Linked DNA regions of Mus musculus: region 1 is linked to region 2. A link is a loop called in an ENCODE intact Hi-C map of the cell type or tissue named here. Cell type or tissue: gastrocnemius. All regions are shown on one strand. Links, peaks and the distances in the headings refer to the core of each region. The heading gives the core; the rest is flanking DNA.

What was found. Hi-C counts contacts between places; a loop is a spot of excess contacts. Peaks named below come from ENCODE experiments on the same cell type or tissue, not always from the same donor. Only the 100,000 strongest peaks of a DNase experiment are listed, where the experiment ranks them.
Region 1: it touches region 2 in a loop (7-fold over the local background); 17 of 42 quality-filtered maps call a loop at or near these places.

The regions. Positions count from the first base shown.
Region 1 is chr10:59,106,922-59,111,324 of GRCm38, forward strand. All of the region lies in intron 8 of Sh3rf3 (SH3 domain containing ring finger 3), which reads left to right. Among named protein-coding and RNA genes, the nearest start is that of Gm23223, 87 kb to the right of the region's middle. In gastrocnemius, for the core only: no CTCF peak of the experiment used is centred there; DNase peaks (open chromatin) are centred at 2,289 and 3,680.
Region 2 is chr10:59,290,741-59,295,143 of GRCm38, forward strand. No RefSeq gene overlaps it. Among named protein-coding and RNA genes, the nearest start is that of Gm40670, 26 kb to the left of the region's middle. In gastrocnemius, for the core only: a CTCF peak has its summit at 2,060; DNase peaks (open chromatin) are centred at 893, 2,036 and 3,064.

The DNA of each region.
Region 1 (4,403 bases), core at 139-4,138, 180 kb before region 2:
TCCCAATACCTCTCAGCTTCAGAAATTTCAGAGGAAAATGCAGACTATGGTAAAAAGATCCTTGGAGTACCTTTTTAATTTCAACAATCTTTTATCTATAAAACTGAAACTATGCTCATCCACAACAGAAAGCTAATCTGTTTCCAGGCCACAACATAAGACATTCGCCATGCTTTTTGATAGACAGATGTTGTCAGAGGTCTTCTGTGGACTTTATGGAAGTGCCACGGCTCTAGGACGTCTCTTATGGTTGGCAGCAGTGGCTGTGTTTCTAACCACACCCCTGACTTGTCCCTCACTTTAATATCACTTAACCAGTCCTCTAGACATCAATATGTTTAAAAGGGAAATGTCTTTTTCTGCTCATGCAAATACTATAAAGAGAATTAATTGTTTCTATCAGTCAACCATCTCAGAGACACCAAACCAGTAGGAGATGGATGGATAGTCTGATACCACTAACCCATCTATTGATAGATAAGATACCACTAACTTGTTTGTTTTAAGGACTTAGTGCATGTAATTACGGAGACTGCGAAGTTCAGAATCTGTGGAGCAGAGCTGAAATCCGTCGGGCAGGCCGACGAACAAACTAAAAAAACCTGGGCAGGATTTGTTGTTGCAATTTGAGGGAAAAACAATTTTATCCTCAGGAAGCCTAGATTGCTCTTTAGACTTTGAACCGACTGCGTTGAATGCCACTGTATTCAAGACACATACTTGAAGTCATTTTCTAAAGGAGATTAAAAGTCGGTTATTGTTTTTAAATTAGTTGATTTTTAGCCACATCTACAAATTACCATCACAGAAACATCCCAACAAGCATTTGACCAAACAACTGTGTGCCATAGCCTGAGCAAACTAATCACTCTTCTCTGTCTGGTACCAACCGAGAATTGCCCTAAGCCACCGGGAGTCCTCAACCAAGGACAATAGCAAGGTCAGGCTCTGCTTAGCATGGTGCAGCTGGGCTCTTGAGAGCAACCAAACCTGAGAGCAACCAAACCCACTAACCCAGAAGAGGCGGCCATCTTTGGAAGATGCGCCCTCAACGTTCTGTAGCAGAAACATTAGGACGTAAGAGTTAACATAGGCAAATGCTGACATCTCACATTGTGTGACAAGAGGGGACAAAGGGAAAGAAAGCAGATCTGTGACTCAATGCACATTCATAACAAAACAGGAGGGAAGTACCTGCCACGATTGTCCTCCTCTCTGCAACTGGTCACGTGGCCCAGCAAATGTCACACAGTCACCTCCATCCGTATAGTCCCCAACCTGAATCTCCTTTGCACACAAGAAATACCTTGCCTTTTTGTGCTCCCTTGCCTGGTGGGGTACACCCATATCTCTGAGGTTCTGCCATTTGTAATACTACTTCCACTGAGACATTGTAGACCCCTGCCCCCGACCTGAACCACATAGCCTGGTATTACCAAGTGCTCTACGGTGTCTCTTATGTTCCAATCATGTTCTGGTTCATCCTCCACTGTGTCCCCTTGGAATCAAAATCCCTCCCTATGCCAGTGAGTCAGAGATCCAGGGATCCCGAGATCCAGGGACCTCAAGGGAGCTGAAGCATTCTGAACTGGCTGGCAGTTCAGTGGAGTGGTGGTTGCTCCTCAGTAGAACTGCTGGACTAAGGATGAGAGTCACTGGGAGTTGTGGTGGCTGGTCCCATTCCCATTTCCTCCCTGATTGCCTGAAGCTGTGCATCTCGGCTATGCAGAGACGAGCCCATATCTAACATGTCTACTCCAATGAGAAAGCACTGCTCCTGCCGGTCATTGATCAGTTACCCAAGGGATGGTACCTTATTAGGTACTGGGTTAGTCTCTGCTGCCTGAGGTCAACAGTGAATCTAACCAGGTTGTCCTTGGTGAGCACAATTCCATGGTGTTCATACACACGTACCTACCTCCATCCCTGCCTCCATTGCCCTCAAACCCATTGGTCAATGAGAGGTGGCTAGAGAAAGGCTGCCTAGTATCCACACAGAGCAGACTATCCTATCCACTTCATTACTGATGTCTGTGGCTATGGCCGTTCTTTAGTGAACAAATAACTGCTTATTTTATCCAGAGTGGGCTACTCTCATACCATTCTCAAATTTCCTTCCAAGAGCCTGATTATTTAGCTAAGTTACTGAGCATGGCTATAAACTGCTACTCAGTCATACATCTGGCCACCCTCCATATCCAGGGGTACTGCCCACTGAAATAATAGTTCCCCTTCTACAAGCCCTCGCAGATGTCAAGAGAAGGTGCAGTATTGAAACTGTCCACTGGAGGGCAGTGTCTGCAAGCCATGCAGAATCTCCTAAACCTGGCCTGCAGCTTCTCTTTGTCATGTGATTATCAAAACAGTCCCAGCCCAGGGCCAATGGTGTGGGGCTGGAGAAAGGCACCAAGGAACCATAAGTCTCGCTTGCCCCATAACCTACTCATGCCCTAGGGCCTAGTCAGGCCAATCTTGGATACACCCCTTTCATTTGATGGCAGGCAGCTGAAGTTGCAAGGTATCTTGGTGGCTCAGAGTTAAATATGCAGTCTCTACCAAGCCCTGATAATAAAAAGACAAGACCTAGTTTTTTCTAAAACAACATTTTAGAAATGTACTTACTTTATGTGTATAAGTGTTTTGCTCACATGTATGGTTCTGTGTGTTTGGTACCCTCAGAGTTCCGGAGACAGCGTCAGAAGCCTTGGAACTGGAGGTGCAGATGGTTGTGAGCCACCCCGTGGGTGCTGGGAATCAAACCCAGGTCCTCTGCAAGAACAAATGCTCTTCACTGCCGAGCCACCTCTCCAGACCCCAAGATGCACTTCTTTAGAGAGCAGTGACTTAAAAAGGAATACTGTGTATTGCTCCAGAATCCTAAAGGCCAGATATGCCCGAGGCTGCAAACATCACAGCATCTGCACTGACCGTGTGTATGTGTGTGTGTGTGTGTGTGTGTGTGTGTGTAGCAGAGCATCTAGCACTGCAGGATGGACCAGTGATTCTGCCTCTGTTCAATGCCTTGCTCAGAAGTAGTAGGGCCGAGGCCAGTTGATAAATGGATTATTATACTACACCAGGTAGAGAATATGATGCATCCATTATCCGCTGGGGCCTGGAGGTGGTGTGCTGTAAGAGAAGCCAGAGGCAGCACATCATTTACTTTAAAGGGACTTCTCAGGGCACAAGCTACTGCACCCTAGGAGTTCTACTGAGGTTGAAAGTCAGATTTAATTATCTACTTGGACACATACATCTTCCCTGAGTTTAGTGGCATGCTATATAGAGGCCAGTGAGCTTGGCAGTCTCGCCATGATGGTCTGCTGTAATAGGCAGTGAAAGGGAGAGTGAAGGAGATTCCTGAAAACTGTGCTGCCATATAGAGCTAGAAAAGGGAGGCCCTCCAGACCAGACAGTGATGACCTATTGCCAGTTGATAGGTGGCCTTTGGTGTCTTTACTAAGAAATCCTTGTCACATCAGTAACTGCACATCAGGGACTGTGGGATGTAGTATTTCCCCCAAAATGAAGGCACATCTGCTACAACAGGTACAGTATGTGTTGTCACCAGGGTAAGCTCACCCCAGTCGTCTGTCTGAGTTTCCCACCCGTTTGCCTGTTTAGTAACCGGGTCGATGGCAGACTGGTGAGCATGCGCCAAAGCCTCCCCCGTGTCCTTCCTGTTCTCAGCAGTGGCATTGATCCAAGCAGTCCTTGGGAAGTGCAGATTGAGTTGCTTTTGGTTCCCAGTCTTCCCCAGTAGAGGCAGTCCTGTGGAATGACACGGGGCTCCCCCACCACAGTGGCCCTCATTCCCATGGGTCAGGGAACAAGGTAGGAATTCCATTTACTGCTAAGTCTGCCCTTGCCAGCTATGCACACTAGGTCTGGTGAGGCACAGGAGACTGGGGACATACTAGATAGAAGAAGGCCATTGTAAGAAAGATCAGTACCACTGGTCACTTGACCTCTGTCTTAGTTCTGTTGCCAAGATAAGACACCATGCCATCCATGACCGTCATGACAAGAAGCCTGGCAGCAGGCAGGCAGGCCTGGTGCTGGAGGCAGAGATGACTAACTGGGAATGGAGTGGGCCTTTGAAACCCACCCCCAGTGACACACCTCCTCCAACAAGGCCACACCTCCTAATCCTTCCTAAACAGTTCCTGAATGCCTGAGAAACAGCCATTCAGATGGATGAGTCTATGAGACCATTCTCATTCAAACTGCCCCATCCCTCATAAACCCATCCCTGACTGCTGGACCACAGAGATGCTTTCCATCTCCGTTATCAGCGCCAGTTCCATCCAGTACACACCAGTTCTTGAATAGCCTCCACATTTCCTTTCCCCTGATGCATTATAATCCTGGCAGCAAAGGTCCCTTTGATGACAGAAAAGATG
Region 2 (4,403 bases), core at 105-4,104:
GTGCACAACTGGGACACAGCAGGTGCGTGAACAGGTGTGTATGATGCCAGGTGCAACATGGGACATGCAGGCATTCCTACACCACCACTTGGCTGTTCTAAGACATAGAGGGTGCATGAATAGGTGTGATATTCTGCCATGTGGCAGTGCTGGGAAATGACAGGCACACAAACAGGAGTGCTTGTGTGGCCATATGGGTGTGGCCATATGGTGGCACTGGGATGTGGCAGGTGTGTGGATAGGCATGCCCTCACTACTGTGTGCTAGCACTAGGAAACAGCATGCACACAAAAATAACAACAAGTGTGAGTAGGTTGCCATGTTGTGTAGATTGGACAAAACCAGTGTACAAATATGCCTGTCAGGCCACCGCACTGCAGGACTCAGATACGGCAGATATGTAAACAGGTGTGCCCAGGCTGCCATGCTGGGACATAGCAGGCATGCATACAGGTATGCAGGCACTGCCCTGTGATGGTGGTGGGACACGTCACAGGTGTGGAAAGTTATACTGTAATGTATCCTCACTGTGATACGGCAGGCATGAGAACAGGAAGATTCACATTACTATGTGGTGGTACTGGGCACGGCAAGGCACTGGGTATGAAGAGGTGAGCCAGGCAGTGAGCCAGGTGAGCCAGGATACTGCAGGCATGTGAACAGGCAGGCCCGTGTGGGAACACGGAACCAATAGAGCACATGTGCCTGTGCCACCACATGTTGTCATGTGTGCAAACATGCCTGCCCACATAGCCATATGGTGGTGCTGGGACATGGTGGATGTGCAAACAGGCATGCCTGTGCCATCATATAGCATAGCACATGGGACATGCTCAGGCTGCCACATGGCAATGCTGGGACACAGCAGGGGTGCCCATGCCATCACATGGTGACCCTGGGACACGGCAAGACCAAGCACAGCCAGGCCACACACAGCAGTACAAAAGTGCAGTTCCGGGTTCTACCTCTCCTGTGGGATGCTGGTACACCGGCTCACAGGCAGGGCAAAGTCCAGAGTGGGTGGAGCCTGCAGTCTGCCCCTTCCTTCTGGGGCATCAGACACTGCTGTATGTCAGACAGAAGAGGCTGAGTCTGGGATGAATTGGTTCCACAGGGCTCTGGTGCCCTGTGGAATACTGGGTGTGTTCCAGCTCTTAGAAAAGGAATAAAGAGGTTCCAGTGGCCAGCACAGGGTGTAATCAGTCCTGAGTCCTGTGCAGAGGCTGCAATGCTGGCTGCCAGCACTCTAATGTGAGTCTCTGTGAGCAATAGGAGTCTGGCCAGGCAGGTGGGTCCAAGCTTCAAAGATGAGTGTGTGCTTGGGAGAGCGAGCCCTCGTTCAAGTGTTACAGCTCAATAAAACAACCAGTCTCAGATGATCCCTGATGAAATAGTTTGTGTACTTTATTCCATTCGGACAGGGATTATACAAGCCTTGGAGAATGGGATGGAATTTGTGGGGTAGATACATTCTATTGACTGAGGCTAAGATGCTGGTGATGTTGTTTGCATGGGGGAGAGTTCCAGGCGCTGTGCCACGTGACCAACTACCGGTGATCATCTTAGTTGGGGGTTGCGGTTATGTGCCCCAAAGCAGGCATGGAGTAGTTCTACTTCTGCTGTCTCAGATTTCCGGGGTTTCAATATGCTCCACCTCACCAGTTCCATGCCTTTCCTCTCGTGCCCAGTGCCCTACACAGAAATACAGCAGAGATGCCAATAGATACAACCACACTTCCACATCGAGGCACTGGGACACAGCACAGATGTGAACAGGCATGCCAACCCTGATAGGTGCTGGTGCTGGGACAGGCAAGCCAGCACCACCGAATGTCAGCAGTGGGACACAGTAACTGTGCAAACAGGTGGCACATATATGAACCGTCATGCCTAGGCCATAGTGTGGCAGGCCAGGGACACAGCAAATAGGTGTGCTAGTGTTACCCTGTGGTGAAGCTTTGGCATAGCAGGCATGCAAACAGGCAAGCCTTTGTCATCACGAGATGGTGTTGGGAGCTAGCAAATGTAGAGTAGTGAACCCACACCACCTTGTGGTGGCACTTGGAAATGGCACATGTGTGAACAGGTAGCCCAGGTTGCCACATGGAGGTGCTGGAATACAACAGATATATGCACAGTCTATACACACAGTCGTGCCTGGGCTGTGACATGGTGGTGTTGGACATGACATGGCAGGCTTGTGGACAGTGAGGTCCCAGCTGTCACAAAGTAGGCTAGAGCATATCATTCACGTAAATAGGAAAACCCAGGGCAATATGTGGTGGCACTGGTATATGACAGGCATGTGGCTAGTTATGCTTGGGTTATCACACGGTAGTGCTGGAACATGGCAGGTGTGCAGATAGACATGCCTATGCCATCACATAGCAGCACTGGCATATGGTAGGTGTGCAAAAAGGTGTCCACAGGATGCCACACGATAGAAGCCGACACAGCCTACCTGTGAACCAGCAAGCCTAAGCTGCCTCATGCTGAGGTGTGTGACTGTCAGGTGTGCATACAGACATGCCGGTGCCTCCACATAGTAGCCCTGTGATGTGGCGGGCACGCAAACAAGACATGCATGTGCTGCTACGTGGCAGTGTTGGGATGAATGTAGATATGAACGTGTAAGCCCATGCGTCGCCTGTATCACCACGCAGAGGTGCTGGAACACAGTAGACATTCAAACAGGAGTCTTCAAACAGGCATGGACAGGCTGGCAAGGGTGGCACTATGGTATAGCAGGCATATGAACACGCATGCCCAGGCCATCATGTGGCAAGAGACATGTGGGAACAGATGGTCCTGCATGAGCAAGGGACAATGCTAGGACACGGCAGGTATGTAAAGTGTGTAAACATGTGTTTACACATCTGTTCCACCATGTGGCATCGCTGGGACATGGCATGGTTGCCAAAAGGCTTGCCCATGCCGTCCTGTGGTAGTACTGAAGTACAGCAGGCTTGTAAACAGGCGTGTCCAGACCGCTGTATAGCAGTGCTGGGACACAGCCGGTGTGCATGCAGTCATGGCCTTACTGCTACATCATGGTGCTTAGATATGGCAGGTGGATGAACTGGCAAGCCCAAGTCATCACCCGGAGGGTACGTGTAAATGTGCCAGAGTGTGGTCAGGCATGCCTGCCTGTGCTGCCCGGTGGCCACACTTGGATCGAACACGGTATGAACAGCTGTGCTCATGCTGGCAGTGGGACACAGCACATGTGTGAACAGGCATGCCCAGGCTTCCTCATACCAGTACTGGAATATGGTCAATGGACACGCCCATGCCATCATGTGGTGGCATTAGGAAATAGTGTATACCAACAGTGAGCCCAGGCTGCCATGTGGTAATACTGGGACACGGCAAGCATGTAAACAAATCAATCCAAGCCATCATGATTTGGCCCTGGGGCACAACAGACGTGTGAACAGGCATGGGAACAGATGTGCCCAGACCTCATGTGGCAGTGGGTGTGAGAATGGGTGTAACATACTGTCATACAACACAGCCCTTGTGTAAACAGGCATGCCTGTGCTACCAGGCTGCTAGGACACACAGGTGTGCAAACAAGAGTGGCCACACAACCACATGGCATAAAGCATTGCAGGGCACTGCAGGCGGGCAAGCTGGTGTGCTTTTGCCACCAAGTGGTGGTGCTGGAACTTGGTGAGCCTGGGCCACACCATGCCAGCACTGGGATACATCCGGCATCCAGACATGGGAACCAGGCTGCCTGTGCTACCACATGCCAAAATCGCAGCATGGCAAGTGCACACTCATGTGGGTTCTGTGAAGTGGTGGGAGCTGGGACATGACAGGCATGAACATCCATTTCTGTGCCATCACGTACACGTAATGGCACAGGACATGGCAGGTATGCAAACAGCCTTATGCATTGCTCCATGTGGCCGTGTCAGGACATGATCTATGAATGGCCCATCATGCTGTGCCACCGTGTTACATTGATGAGGCACACTAGGTATGTAAACTGGCACGCGTGTGCGGCCACATGGTAGTGCTGGGACACAGCAGAAGGGAATGGGCAGGCCTGCACCACCAAATGGTAGCTTTGGACCTAGCTGGCATGCAAAGCCAGCACTGGCTGGTGGTTGGGACACAGCAAGCACAAAGAACAGGTGTATCCATGCTGCAATGTGTGGTGGTAGTCACAGCCAACATTCAAACAGGTGTGCTTGTCCCACTACGTGTTGGCAGTGGGACACAGCAGGTACATAAGCAGGTGGCAGTGTCAGGACACAGCAGGTATGCAAAAGGCAGATAGTAGGACCAGGTATGAGAACAGGAGTACCTACATTGCCATTTGGCAGTACAGGACATGGAAAGTATGCAAACGGTATGCCTACGTCACTGTGTGACCATGCTGAAACATGTCAAGG